Regions from separate parts of the Homo sapiens genome. Here regions 1, 3 and 4 are each linked to region 2. Evidence: chromatin contacts called from ENCODE Hi-C or POLR2A ChIA-PET data. All regions are on one chromosome and are shown on one strand. Each heading gives the region's core, a stretch centred on a gene start or an enhancer-like site at or near the end of the contact. The rest is flanking DNA. Distances are from core to core; before and after follow the strand shown. Region 1 holds the start of EIF4E3 (eukaryotic translation initiation factor 4E family member 3). Region 2 holds the start of SHQ1 (SHQ1, H/ACA ribonucleoprotein assembly factor). Region 3 overlaps FOXP1 (forkhead box P1). Region 4 overlaps EIF4E3 (eukaryotic translation initiation factor 4E family member 3).

Region 1 (3,199 bases), core at 438-2,937, 1.1 Mb after region 2:
TACCTATGTTCAAATCCCAGCTGTCCCACTTACTAGCTCTGTGACCTTGGGGTTATCTTAATCTTATCTCTGTTCCTCATCTGTAAAATGGGTTAATAGTATCTTCCTCATTGGCTTATTGTAAGGATTAAATGAGTTATTACGGGTAAAGTGCTCAGAGCAGTTTAAACAATGCCATATACCACGCTTCTTGGAAAAATGAAAGGAGATATTAAGCAACAAGATAAATGCATCTAACCAAAAGCACCCTCCCCTGTTTTAGTGTTGGACAGATTTTATAAAATCTGTCATTGCTTCCAGCATTGTATGTTGTATAGAAGTTAAGTTTAAAGCAGCGGTCTTGTTTTTATTATTGTCACTTTATGTGACCTTGATTACCTTTTAGGGAGGGCATCTACTCTGGGATTCATGACAGTCTGCTATGATGCTGTTGATGCCCCTGAACTCATCTTGTTTTGTAGCTCTTCCATCCCAGCGAATGCTCAAGGCATGAACAGAACACATGCTAGGCCAGGTAGAAGGTCAATGAGGAGATGGCATCCCACGCCCTTCACTGTTCAAAGCCAGAGAGGAACTATCTAGAAATTCAAGTGTAAAGAGGATGTCCATGCTGGTTGTGACATGTGTGTTCACAGGCCTCATGCCTTTGCTTTTCTTTTGAAAAAGAAAGTGACAGAGACCTGGGGAGATGCTGTGTTAGGAGGGCCCCTCCTACTTTGGGCTCAGGAATCTCACCGCCTAAGGGACTTCCTGGGTGCTCAGAGGTACAGGAAGCAGAGCGCTCTGTGTTCACAGGTGCCCGCTTTCCTCCTCCCGACTCGCCGGTGCTTTAGGGCAGATCTGGATACTTTGGCTGATTTTGGGAAATGTTCTCTGAAGTTAGCCACACGTTAAGCCAGGCTTGAGGCCTTCACTGTGGTCACATGGTAGCTCCAGAGGTTGGGATGGGGGCTCTGGCCCCTTCAAATCAGCGGAGTTAGGAAGTATGCTCTCACCAAGAGGAATGCAAAGCCCACCTGCTCCAACCTCATGCCCCAGTCGGTGGTTCTCTTGTTCGTTCTTCTTTCTCGCCCTTTGTTCTGTACTCGCGGGCACTGGAGTCTCTTTATCCATTTGGCCATCGGTTCCCCTCTCCATTTATCTGTCACACCCAACTGTGCTTCCATCTGCCCTCCATCCCTCCTTCTCTCCTCCAGCCATCTGCCAGCCTTCACTCCATCCTTCTGACTGCTGGTATGTCTGTCCATCCCTCCTTCCCTCGCACCACGTGGGTCTGGGGCTCCATCCCCTGTCCCATCCATCCCTCCATCTGTCCCTAGCCTGCCGCTCCATCCCGCTGCCCTTTTGCATGGCTGCAGAGCCAGCCCGCAGACCGTTCCCCGGTCCCTCTCACCCCCGTGGGCCCTCTAGCCCGTCCCCGGCCGCCACTCCAGGCCAGGCCGTCAGTCTCCCACGCTGGGCCCGCGCCTGAGCGGGATCGGCCCCCCATCCCTCCGTGGGTCTGTCTTTGTTCGGCGGCCCCGGCCCGGCCGTGCCTCCCACGGCCCCTCCGCGCGGCTCCCAGGCCCTGAAGGCGGCGGGCGGCGGGCGGCGGGCGGCGGGCGGCTAGCCCGGGGCGGGGCGGGGCGCGCGGGGCGGGGCGGGGCGGGGGCCGGGGGTGACTCAGCCGCGCTCGCCCCGCGGTCCGCGCGTCCGCCGGCCTTGCAGGCGGGGCGGAGAAAATGGCGCTGCCCCCGGCCGCCGCGCCCCCCGCCGGGGCCCGGGAGCCGCCGGGGTCCCGCGCCGCCGCCGCTGCCGCCGCCCCCGAGCCGCCGCTCGGCCTGCAGCAGCTGTCGGCGCTGCAGCCTGAGCCGGGCGGGGTCCCGCTGCACTCGTCCTGGACCTTCTGGCTCGACAGGTGAGGGGGCGCGGGGCCCGCCGCGCACGGCCCCGACCCGGGTCCTGCCGCCACCGCCGCTTTGTCTCGGCGCGGCCCCTCGCCCCGGCCCCGCTCCGCTGTGGCACAGACCTCGGCCCCTCCGCGCGTCCGCCTGCGCACCCCGGGACTCGCCCCGCCGGGTCGGAAGCCAGCTTCGGGCCGCGCCGGGCGGCTGTTCGGCGTCCTCGCCTCCGGGCCGGGGGAGGACAGCGCAGCCCGAAAAGTTTCGGCAACACTTTCTACCCCTTGTTCCCTTCCGATCGGAACGCGGCGTGCTGGCAGGGCCGTGGGAGAGGGTAGGCGAGCTGGGGGTGGCCGCGTCCCTGCTGCAGGGAGAGGGCTGTCCTGCTTACCCCGCGGGGCGCCTGGGAGCTCAGGACACGACCTCAGCTGTGACAGCGCTCGGAAAAGTTGCCCATCCCTTGGGAGGTGTGCGGTGGTGCAATGATTATTGCACGGCGGGCGCTCCCACCCCGTGTCCGGCCGCTGCTGCCGTGGACTCCTCTTCCAGTTCTTCCTCATCCACTGGGCAGGTATTTCCTGAACACCTACAGTGGAGCCACACACCTGCTATGCGCTGGAGATTCAATAATGAGCAGCAGCTGACCTTGTCAGGAAGGGGGTGAATTATGGCTTTCTCAAGGGACAACCCAGGTGCCATCTTTTCAGAAAGACCCCCTGACTACCGTATCTAAAATAGAAACCTTGCTCCCTCGTTTTGTATTCTCCTGCCCTGCCTTCTTTTTCTTCCTAATGCTTAATGCAGCTGGATTTTATTATATATGAATTTGTTTACTTTCAGTCTGTCTCCCCAGCTCCTCAACACCTCCCCTCAGTTAAGGATAAAAGAGCAGTGGATTTTTGTTTTTGGACATTTTGGACCTAGAACTGTGCCTGGTCCCTAGTAAGAACACCAGAAATTGTTATGAATGAATAGATGGATGAATGCAAAGCCCCTTCTTAGTGTCTGCCCTGCAGTGGGTGCCCAATGATGACACCTCAAGGTTGTCCCAAGAGCATTTGGAAATTTTGATGAAACCGTGTCTATTCTGGCTAAGTGTTAGGAAGAAATGTGTGACAGTGTTCTGAGAAGTTTGCTTGGTACACACAAATCTGGTTTTAAAAGGCTTTGCATAAAATGACTGCAAGATTTTGTTTTAAAAAAGTGATATTCATTTTTTTTTTGGTTAAGACAAGCTCATTTCTTTTTTCCTTTTGGGTTCTTATAGCACCCGTCTATAAGAATTGTCACTTGCTGCCATTTTCTTTGCCGGAGACCCA
Region 2 (2,977 bases), core at 327-2,826:
TTAGTCACAGGCCTATCTCAAGGGACCTTTTGAGAGCTTTATTAAATCAAAGTTGGCATCAATTCATTGTCAATATTGAGTGCCTATTACTTGTAAGGCTCAGTATGGTCTAAAGCAGGCAGGCTTGGCTTTAGAATGTGAAACAAAGTAGGTGGTAATAACAGAGGGAGTCAACTCTGTAATAGTGTAGAGCCTGGGCCTAGGAATCAGACTCACCTGGGTTTCAATTCCCATTGCACCACTTACTAGCTGTGAGATCCTGTGCAAGCCAAGGGAATATATAATGCCTACTTCATAGAGCGGTCAGGAGGGAGAATGAGATCATTACAAAGGGTTTGCTGCAGTGCTGGCACATAGTAAATATTCAGTTAATGTTAGCCCCTGTTACTATTAATTTTTTTTCTGAGTCCTAATGAAGTTTCAAGAATGTCTCCTTAGAATCATAAAACAGCTGGAGATTGAAAAGACTTTTGAAGTTTTCTGGTTATCTCCACTGTCCTAGGAGAGTACTTTTCATCCCTTTTCCACTGATACTTAAAACCACGGAATAAATACCACAACTGGATTATTCTAATTAGTGGTGGAATAACAGGAAACAACATGTGTGGAAAGGCCAAGGGAATATGTGGGGGAAGAGGGAAACCAGCGGGAGAGGCACTGAGAGAGTGTAAGGGGCACACTCCAAAGGGAGAAAATACAAGGAAGACAAGTAGAAAAAAAGACAGAAAAGATGTCCTCAGACAAGTGTAAGGACAAGAGTGAGAAAAAGGAAAGAAGGGGAATACAGAGGGACCTTAATTTGTGAATGCAGTCACCGACACGGTTTAAGAGTCAAACGTTCTGAGTTCTAATTACTGTAAAATGCATGGTTATAAAACGTACTGATTAACCTCTCTGAGCCGTTTTCTTTAGAGTTTGCAGCGTAGATTAGATGAGATTAGCGGGACGGACGCTCTGTTAAAGAGAAAACTCTTCAAATAAGCCGTTAAGAATGAGAGAGAAAGCTGCAGAAAAAGAGAAGTGGAAAGAGAGAGGGAGGAAAGGGAAAGTGTAAGAGGAATTGTTCACAAGGCAGGTGAGAACTAAGGGAAACCACTGTAACGGTGCTGCTGTGGCTACTGCGGTGACTACTTCAGCACATCAAGCGTTGACAACTTGCCAAGTTCGTTATTAGAGTTCTACATGCACAATTTCATGCTACCCTCACAGCATTTCTATGGGGCTAGGTTCTCGCATTATCCGCGTTTTACAGAAGATATAGAGAGGTTTTGTAACTTTCCCAAGGTCTTACAGCTGAGAAGTTGTGGCCAGGAAGGGATTCAAACGCACGTCTGTTTACCTGTCAAGCCAGTGCTGTTAAAATCATCTCTAAGAACCTCGAAAAAGGCTCGGTTGCTAGTCATCCCGCCGGTTCAACGCCGGCTCCCAGGCACCACTCGCCACGCCCTTTCTCCGCCCGGGGGTTTTGAAAGTTCCGCCTCTTCTCGAACGGCGTCCCGTCTCCATGGAGATTGGCGTGGGGAGAGACTTCCTGCCTTACGCGCGAGCACTTCCGCCTCGAGCCGGAAGCTCCGTCCCTCACACCGAGAGTTCCTGCGCGTGGGGAGTTGGAGAGTTTGCGTGGCGGGAACGCGGCGGCAGTGAGAGCGAGCGGCGCCGGCCCTTGCGTCCGGTGCGGCGATGCTGACCCCGGCGTTCGACCTCAGCCAGGATCCGGACTTCCTGACTATCGCCATCCGCGTGCCCTACGCCCGGGTCTCCGAGTTCGACGTCTACTTCGAGGGGTCTGACTTCAAGTTCTACGCCAAGCCATACTTTCTCAGGCGAGTTCGGGGTGCCTGGCCGCAGGAAAGGCGCATTCGTTAGATAGCTGCTTTAGAGGGAGAATGCAAGGTCGAGAGAGCAGTGCTCGATTGCGCGAATGCCTTTTCCCGACGTTTCCGCAGCTTCTCTTGGTGCCAGGGAACTGCCCTCTTCCAGGGGTGCGTTTTAGATGCTGCGGAAGCCCTTTTCCTTCTTGAGCTTTCTTAAATCCCATATCAAAGGATTGCGGAATCACTTGAAAAAGTGACGTTTGGACCGTGTCACTTTCCCGTTTCTGCCCTGTCGCCCTAGTTCTCGTCCCGTTCTGACTTGTTCTGTTCTTTCCTTTCACTCCGCGTTTGCTCTCCCAGTCTCTCCCTTCCTGGGAACGGCGCGCGCTGACATCTCCGTGACTTCCCAACCCGTCGGTCCTTTTAACTTTGCCCAGGCCGCCTTCTGTTGATCTATCTCTTGTCTGTCCGCTCCCTACTTACCGAAATTCTTACCTTTTTTGGACCTCTTGACACCAAATTAGCCTAGTTCTCCTGCTTCCCTGCTGTCTGCTGCTCTTCTGTTTGGTTTTGTCCCTGAAGTGTGGTTGTTTCCCCCAAGTCTCCGTGAGGGTCTGTCAGCACTTGATCTGTTTAAATTATTCTCCTTGCAGAATCGTAACCTTGGTAGCAGCTAACACTGATAACTCGTAGTGTGGTGGACAAGCAGTTCCGTTAAGTGCTTTATGATGGTGTATCTCATTTAACTTTGACGGTGATCCTTAGGGATAAGCACTGCTATTAACCCCATTCCACAGAACCCGCTGCTACATATTCATCCTAAAGTATTGCCAATCTCTTGTCCTTCTCTTTATCCATCCTCCTAATCTTTCTGAAGTGTAGCTGCATCCTACTTTTCCCACCCAAGTACTTTTGTGGTACAAACCTTCTCCACCAGTCAAGGTGGTTTTTTCACTGTTGCTGAACCAGTTTTGCTCAGATTTCCCTTAGACCATATAACGTCCGTATTTGAATTATTGCACTTTCCAGTTTTTTAATTCACTTATTTCTTTAATTTATTTATTGAGTTTCAGTGTTGGTATTATTGTGCTGAACAAGACAAAGTCCTGCCCTCATGTACTTTTCACTGGGGAGAGGAAAACAATAAACAGTGTACTTAATTG
Region 3 (3,430 bases), core at 264-2,763, 1.4 Mb after region 2:
TGAATTCTGAGGACCACTTCTTCAGCTCGGCAGTGACACCAACCTTGTTTTGGTGGTTTTCCTATGATGGCTTGGAAATTAGTGGCAAAATTGGAGTGCGGATTTTTGTGGGTTTTTAAAAACCTTCTGACAGTTTTGGGTTTGATTAATACACCTCTGGAAGTTAGCTGCATTTTATGATTCTTAGGCATGGTGGTCCCCAGTGTTCTTACAGAACCACCTAATTTCCATGGTGTGGTGTGGTGGAAATATCACAAATTTAGAGTCAGGAGAACCAGACATGGAATCCTCTTTACCTGGCTGTGGGCACTGGGCAAAGCACTTGTTTCCTCATTGGTAACATTGCAAGGTTATGGTGGGGATTACAAATGAGATAGGGAAGGCGCCCTACCCAGTGCTTGCAACATCGCCAGAGCTTGCAAAAGATGGACATTATCCTAATTATGACTTGAAAGCCCAAATTGGGATTTATGATCTTCCCTGTTTGACTGCAGAGGAGGTGATGCCTCTGTTTGCCTGGTCGCCAAAATCATTGTCCCTTCCTTCTTGCTGCTGGTGAGACTATGGTTAAAGGACCATCCTTCAGCGCAGTTCTTTGTTACTTATTGAAAAAGGTTGGCATTCTGGCAGAAATGTTAGCATTAGAAATGTTTCTAAGCCAGGCCTGACAGCTTGGGCCTATAATCCAGCGACTTGGGAGGCTGAGGCGGGAAGACCACTTGAAGCCAAGAATTCCAGATAAACCTGGGCAGCATAAGGAGACCTTGTCTCTAAAAAATAAATATGTACATAAAATAAGTAAGAAATAAAAATAGAAATATATTTCTGCTGGTGCATCTTTATGGACTTGCGGGTATATTTAGGGCCATTCATGAAATCATGTGACCTAAGACAAGCTGATTAAATACAACTGAAGATGTCTCAGGCTCAGCTAGATCACACATAGAATGGGCGGGGCGGCGGGGGAGCATAATAGCACTTCCCTGCCAGGGTTGCTGAAGGGCTCAGTGAGGTGGGAGATACAGTGTGCCTGGGATGCAGATAACGTGACTGAGAAATCCACACAGGCCAGCCTGGGAGGCCCCTGTGTTGGCCCCATGGCCAGCTACCTCTCTAATTCTGGTTCTATGGCCTATGATTCTTTGTCAGGTCTGCTTTGTACCCCTGGTAGAACCATGTCTGAGCATGCCAGCCAGCAGGGGGATGCTCTTTGTGTGAGGAGAAGCTGGTCTAATCCCGGATATCCTATAAAGTTGAGCAGTTTGCGAGGGGAGACAGAGGACACGCCTTTAGGACTAATGTGTTTTTCCTTGGCAGAAGTCCAAGGTGAACCTCTGTCTTTGCCAAAGGAACACCGCTTCAGGGCCTGTGACTAGGATGTTCTGAGTGGCTGGGTTGGTCTTGGGAGTGGGAGCCTGGAGCCTTCTCACTTTGGATGCACGCTTGGTCTTGCTCTGCGATGCGCTTGGCAAGTTGCCACAATTCTTATGTCTCTCTCTGCTTCCTCATCTGTGAAATGGGCTTAATAGCACCTAGGGAAGGAAGAACTTGTAGGTGCTGTGTGGATTCATAAATTCACCCTCAGTGAGAGCTTTGAAGATGTGAAATTGTCTCTGGGGACTTGGAGGTGTTCTAAACCTGTTGAACCAGAGACATTGGCATCTTACTGGGTTGCCTGTAGCAGCTGGAGAGTTGGAGGCCTCAGATATTGGGCTGGGTGTTGGGCTTCAGGCAGCTCTTTCCTGGCTCCTGAATGAGTTTTAGTTTTCTCCAAGGAAATCTTGACTTGTCTTAGCTTACACATGGGGGTTTGTATTGGAGTTTTGGTTTGTGTTTTCTCCATATGAAAGAAGGGGTGTGTGAGTGTGTGTGTGTGTGCGCGCTTGTGTGTGTGTGTACCCAGAAATGGTAGGTAACTCTTACTGAGATGAAAGAATTTCAAGGCTTACACAGCCAAGAGAGAGGGCATTCACCCCTTTTTTTCTTCCATTGGTTAAGTTTGTCCCCTAGATCCTTCTCTGAAGTGTGGGAGCTGTACAGCACTACCAGTGAGTTCCTTCTCTGTTTAATTGGAAGGACTTGTTGCAGCTTGGGCGATTATTCTTTTTGGCTTTCTTTTCGATTATTTCCCCACACTTCAGATTCATTTGAAACAAGTTTTCAGCCTTGTTCAGGTGGAAACCTGTTTTCAGTTGTGGGCTCTCCTGACCTCACTGGAAGGGTGAGAAGAGAGGTGAGGACGTGGGGGAGGGACCCCATGCCCTCACTGCTCAAAGTGTGGTCCTCAAACGAGCAGCCGCGGCATCACCTGAGTTCTTATTAGAAATGCAGGGTCTCAGGCCCCACCCCAGACCGACTGAATCAGTCTTTTGCCAAGATGGCCAGGTGATTCACGTGCATTTAGGTTTAAGGAGCACTAGAACATTTTGGATTGTATGTAGTTTTTCTAATAGGAGTGAAAAGGGGGAGGGTTGTTGGTTGAGAAGTTCGTGTTTATGCTGATGCTGTTGCATGCTTCTCTCTTCTGAAGTGCCTGCATTATCACTCCCCTTGACTTCTAACTTCCTTACGTGTTGTCCTTGACTTGTGTTAGAAAGCTGTGAAGTGTGACTGAAACTAGCGGGTGAGTTAATGTTTCCTGTTCCACATCACACCATTAAGATGTCGCAGTGCTTGAAAGTAAAAGATGTTCAGCATCCCAATTGCGGGGTGACTGCAGACTGTCTTAAAAAGTTGGGCTGGGTTGTTTGAAAATTTCAAAAGGAAGCATCTCCTAAAATGATAAAATAGGAAACCAAGGCCACGTCAAGAGGGGATCAAATTATGACTTGCCTTCTGAGCTTTTCACATGGAGGTGCTCCATCAGCAGTTCAGAGGCAGCTGGGAGGCTAATCATAGGAGGGCCAACACTGGTCTGTTTTTGTTTAAGAGAATTATGGTAGGTGGTGATGGTTTTAAGAGTAAGTCAGCCATTCTGAGAGAAGGTTTGGGCAGTGGCTTGGTGACATCATCCCACTTGGATGAAAGAAGAGTCAAGCCAGCCTTTCTTTGGTCAGGAGGTCCTGAGACCAGCGGCCCCTCTGTTTCTAGTGTGAACCATTCACTACGCAGGTGTCTCTGTCCTGAGTCGGCTGGGTTCTGATGTTTGCATATTGTGGTTATCCTAAAATAGGATGCCCTGCCATTTATTGTCCTACGCTGGGGAGATGGCCCTCACACAATTTATGCTTCTTTGAAAAAAATGTCAAATTATATAAATTCAAGATTATTTAGGAAACACAAGCGATTTTGGTGTTCTTATTGAATAAAAAGATAACTAGATTGTTCTAGCACAGAAAAAATATTGAAACCATGTGCAACTTTATTCTTTTTTTCTGAAATTACGAACAGGGCATACATTTACCTGAGGGTAGAGGATGACATCGCCTAG
Region 4 (3,193 bases), core at 153-2,652, 1.1 Mb after region 2:
ACATGACATCTTTTCTTCTGAAGAATTTCCAAGTGCATTCTTTTTCTTCAGAACATTTCAGTAGGAAATTGAGGAGGAAATTTGCCAGTTTTCTTGGTAATGAATGATTATCTATTTGGCAGAAGGCTGTAAGGTGGGGCATAGTTGCTCCAATCAGTGCTATCAGATTGGGGATTTATCAAGTGGTCAGCATATTAATGGGTCTAACCATACTTTGTTTCCTTCCTTAGGCCTAGCAAGTGCTTTCACTTTGCATTTCATCATTACATTTTCCAGTGAAATAGCTGTATCCTTATACAGAGGAGGCAACGTGGGTTTCACGGGCTACATGACCTGTGAAGGTTATGCTGAGAACCTAGGTCTTAAATCCAGGTATTAGACTCCACTGGACAGGTGTCTTCCCTGCCTCAGTTTCTCCAGGAGAGGTGCCAGATTGGTGTTCCAGAACATACCTCCCAAGGAGTGGATTGCTGTGGTCAAAAGCTGACCCTCCTGCATTCAGCTAAGTTCCCCAAGGACCCGTCACAGTGCTCTGTTCACAACTGATGGTCACAGATGTTGACTGAATGAATGATGTTCAACTTTTATACCTCTCCTAGTCTTAGGGTGATTATCAAGGCTTTTGGGAAAAAAAAGCATTTAACCATCATTAATAAACATTGTGCTTAGTTTTACTTTTACTGCAATCTTGGATTTGCAAGTCTAACAGAATTAATTATAAGCCTAAAGGCTTCTGAAATCTATTTGCAAGATTTTATATATAGTAAAATTTAAGTGTTTCCATTTTCAAGATGTGTTACAGAGAGTATAATCTTGAATTACCAGGCTTCCGCTGTAGCAGACCTTTCACTTCTGCAAGGGCGGAAGAGGTTTTCAGGAGCTGAGTAATGCTAGATTCCTTCCTGTAGGTATTTCACCAGCAGACATACTTCACAAATATTCTACCTATTGGATGAGGTTTGCAACAGGGAAACAGACCAGTTTAATGACACATGCTTTTCAAATAGGGCTTTTTTTTTTTTTTTTAATGGTGTGACCGGATATTTTGCTCCTATTTTATGCTCAGCAAAAACGTACAAATATGTGCTTTAATGAATATGTTAAGTCTATCACTGATCTTCTTGGGCTGTAATCTCTTCCTGTCAAATTTGCCAAGCCAAGCAGAATCAGTTGTCTGTTTTTGTTTTCAAGAGAAGCTTCTAAAGCTCCAATCCTTAGCATGATCTTTAGTGTTTTTCTGATCTTTGAAATGGAAGAAGTGTTTTGTTGTATTTTTTCAGTGTGCTTCAAGTACTAGGTTAAAAAGTCAAGATTTGACAACTTTGACCGGGGTATGACGGCAGGAACTTTGGTTTGTGATGCCTTTGAGGAGACTTGAAGTTTGCCAGCACCAAAGTCCTCTTAGTTTTACCTTAGGCAGGGGTTTTCCTCTTAATGTTATTTTGTGCATAAATTCTACAGAGGTCATTGCCACATCGTAACCAGGTTCTCAGGCTGGAGTTGACAACCACCAGCCTCTTGTGAATTATGGGCATTTTACTGGTGGGAAAATATCTTCAACATGTGTCCCTCTTTCTGTGGCTTCATGACCTGATTCTTGGCTGCTAAGATTGGAGAAAGATGTGTCAAAAACATATAGTAGTATCTTCGAAGAAAATAGCTGAGTGGTTAGGAACAGAGGTTTGGGAATCAAATTGCCTGGATTCAGATTCCAGCCCTGCCTACCCACCCTCACACCACAGAAACTGAAATATTGGAATAATCTTATTTGTACAAATAGCAAAGCATTTACAGGATAGGTACCTCCATAGAGGCAGATGGGTGTTTGAGGAGCTACTGTTAATACAGTAGCTTTTAACTCCTCACTACACTAGCACCATTTTAGTAGAAGGGAGCCAAAGTGGATTCTCAATTAATACATCTGTCATCCTGTAGTTTTTTGCCTTCAATTTGATCTTATAGTTCATCATTGCCACCTTTGCAGTTAATTCAGCTTTATTATTTTTTTAACACAAAACAGGCTTGAACAACCCAGCAGGATTATCATTCAACATAGCTAAAATTCTATTCCACCCATGTGACTCAGTTCATGAGCCCTAGGATTGATTTTTCTAATTGCTATTTTACTCGTGCTGCTTTCCTCAGACCTACTGGGAGACCCAGATGATCACCCTATGCTTACCTCACCACACAGAACAATATTTCTTATTTGCACAGTAATTCTGTGGATAGCATTCATAGCGTAGTAATTCTATGACCTACTCCAAACAAATGGGGAAGTGTTTTCTTCTTCATAGCCTCAATCCTCATCCTAATCCTAATGGTCATACCAAACTGACTCTTGGGCAGGTTCGTCTCTGCCTGGTGTCCTTATCTTTAAAAAAAGGATAATAATCATACCTCCTCCTAAGAGTGTCATTAGGATAAATTGCATAAACATGTAAATGTTCATAGAACAAAGCCTGGCTCAGAGAACAGCTCCAGATCACTTGTCTTTGCCAAGACTTCCTGTTTTACTATTACTTTATTATTTTTGTATAATCTATTTCTGTTTACCAGTTGCCCTGTGTCTTAGTTCAGGCTACTATAACCAAATACCATAGACTGGGCAGTTTATGCAACAAACCCTTGTTTCTCACAGTTCTGGAGCCTGGAAGTCTGAGATGAGGGTGCGAGCATGGGCACATCCAGGTGAGGGCCCTCTTCCTCGTTTGTACATGGCCATCCTCTCCTTGTATCTTCACATGCCAGAGGGAGGGCTGGCTCTCTTCATCTTCTCATAAGGACACCAAGCCTGTCATGGTGACTATACCCTCATGACCTGATTACCTCCCAGGGGCCCCACCTGCTAACACCATCCTATTGGTAGTTAGGGTTTCAGCATATGAATCTGGGGAAGACACAGATGTGCAGTCCGTAACACTGTGTATCTTGCGCAGCTTGTTGTTTCAGCACCTGAGCTGTTCCCTCTTCCTTTAGCAGGGGAGAGATAAGGGGCAAACAGAGTGTCTAAGGTAGTTTCTCTTTGCCATCTCCTTTATCCCACAACCCCCAAGCCATAGCATCACAGACTTCTTCCAGGCTTGTAGAGAAGACAGGGTTGATTTTTTTTTTTTTTTTTTTTTAAACGGAGTCTCGCCCTGTTGCCCAGGCTGGAGTGCAATGGTGTGATCTCGGCTCACTGCAACCTCCG

Evidence for each region. Hi-C counts contacts between places; a loop is a spot of excess contacts on that map. ChIA-PET counts read pairs that join two places held with the same protein, here RNA polymerase II (POLR2A). Pooled maps may share reads with other maps.
Region 1: a map of B cell shows a loop between it and region 2 (7-fold over the local background). The contact joins the promoter of EIF4E3 here to the promoter of SHQ1 in region 2. A Hi-C loop is called at or near these places in 13 of 168 maps with a recorded cell type or tissue (B cell, CD14-positive monocyte, CD4-positive, alpha-beta T cell and 7 more), 1 of 37 single-sample maps with no recorded cell type and 15 of 50 pooled maps. POLR2A ChIA-PET finds 5 or more read pairs at or near these places in 2 of 52 experiments (BJ and activated CD8-positive, alpha-beta memory T cell).
Region 3: a loop to region 2 is called in a pooled map, with 4 times the contacts of the local background. The contact joins the enhancer-like site here to the promoter of SHQ1 in region 2. A Hi-C loop is called at or near these places in 2 of 37 single-sample maps with no recorded cell type and 1 of 50 pooled maps.
Region 4: a loop to region 2 is called in a map of natural killer cell, with 3 times the contacts of the local background. The contact joins the enhancer-like site here to the promoter of SHQ1 in region 2. A Hi-C loop is called at or near these places in 2 of 168 maps with a recorded cell type or tissue (dorsolateral prefrontal cortex and natural killer cell) and 8 of 50 pooled maps. POLR2A ChIA-PET finds 5 or more read pairs at or near these places in 2 of 52 experiments (CD8-positive, alpha-beta memory T cell and activated CD8-positive, alpha-beta memory T cell).

The regions. Positions count from the first base shown.
Region 1 is chr3:71,723,890-71,727,088 of GRCh38, reverse strand. EIF4E3 (eukaryotic translation initiation factor 4E family member 3) reads left to right here and starts at 1,687. Exons shown (of 7, transcript NM_001134651.2): 1 at 1,687-1,897. The coding sequence starts at 1,722. RefSeq lists silencers at 1,963-2,032, 2,163-2,282.
Region 2 is chr3:72,847,044-72,850,020 of GRCh38, reverse strand. It overlaps SHQ1 (SHQ1, H/ACA ribonucleoprotein assembly factor), which reads left to right and starts at 1,576. Exons shown (of 11, transcript NM_018130.3): 1 at 1,576-1,823. The coding sequence starts at 1,681. RefSeq lists an enhancer at 1,258-1,357.
Region 3 is chr3:71,421,319-71,424,748 of GRCh38, reverse strand. All of the region lies in intron 3 of FOXP1 (forkhead box P1), which reads left to right. Among named protein-coding and RNA genes, the nearest start is that of MIR1284, 120 kb to the left of the region's middle. RefSeq lists an enhancer at 2,700-2,749. Within about 2 kb of position 1,513, at least 8 of the 41 ENCODE cell types and tissues checked have a DNase peak (open chromatin) inside an H3K27ac peak, as active enhancers do.
Region 4 is chr3:71,700,545-71,703,737 of GRCh38, reverse strand. The region is part of intron 2 of EIF4E3 (eukaryotic translation initiation factor 4E family member 3); the gene reads left to right. Among named protein-coding and RNA genes, the nearest start is that of EIF4E3, 23 kb to the left of the region's middle. Within about 2 kb of position 1,402, at least 5 of the 41 ENCODE cell types and tissues checked have a DNase peak (open chromatin) inside an H3K27ac peak, as active enhancers do; they include natural killer cell, where a contact is called at or near this core.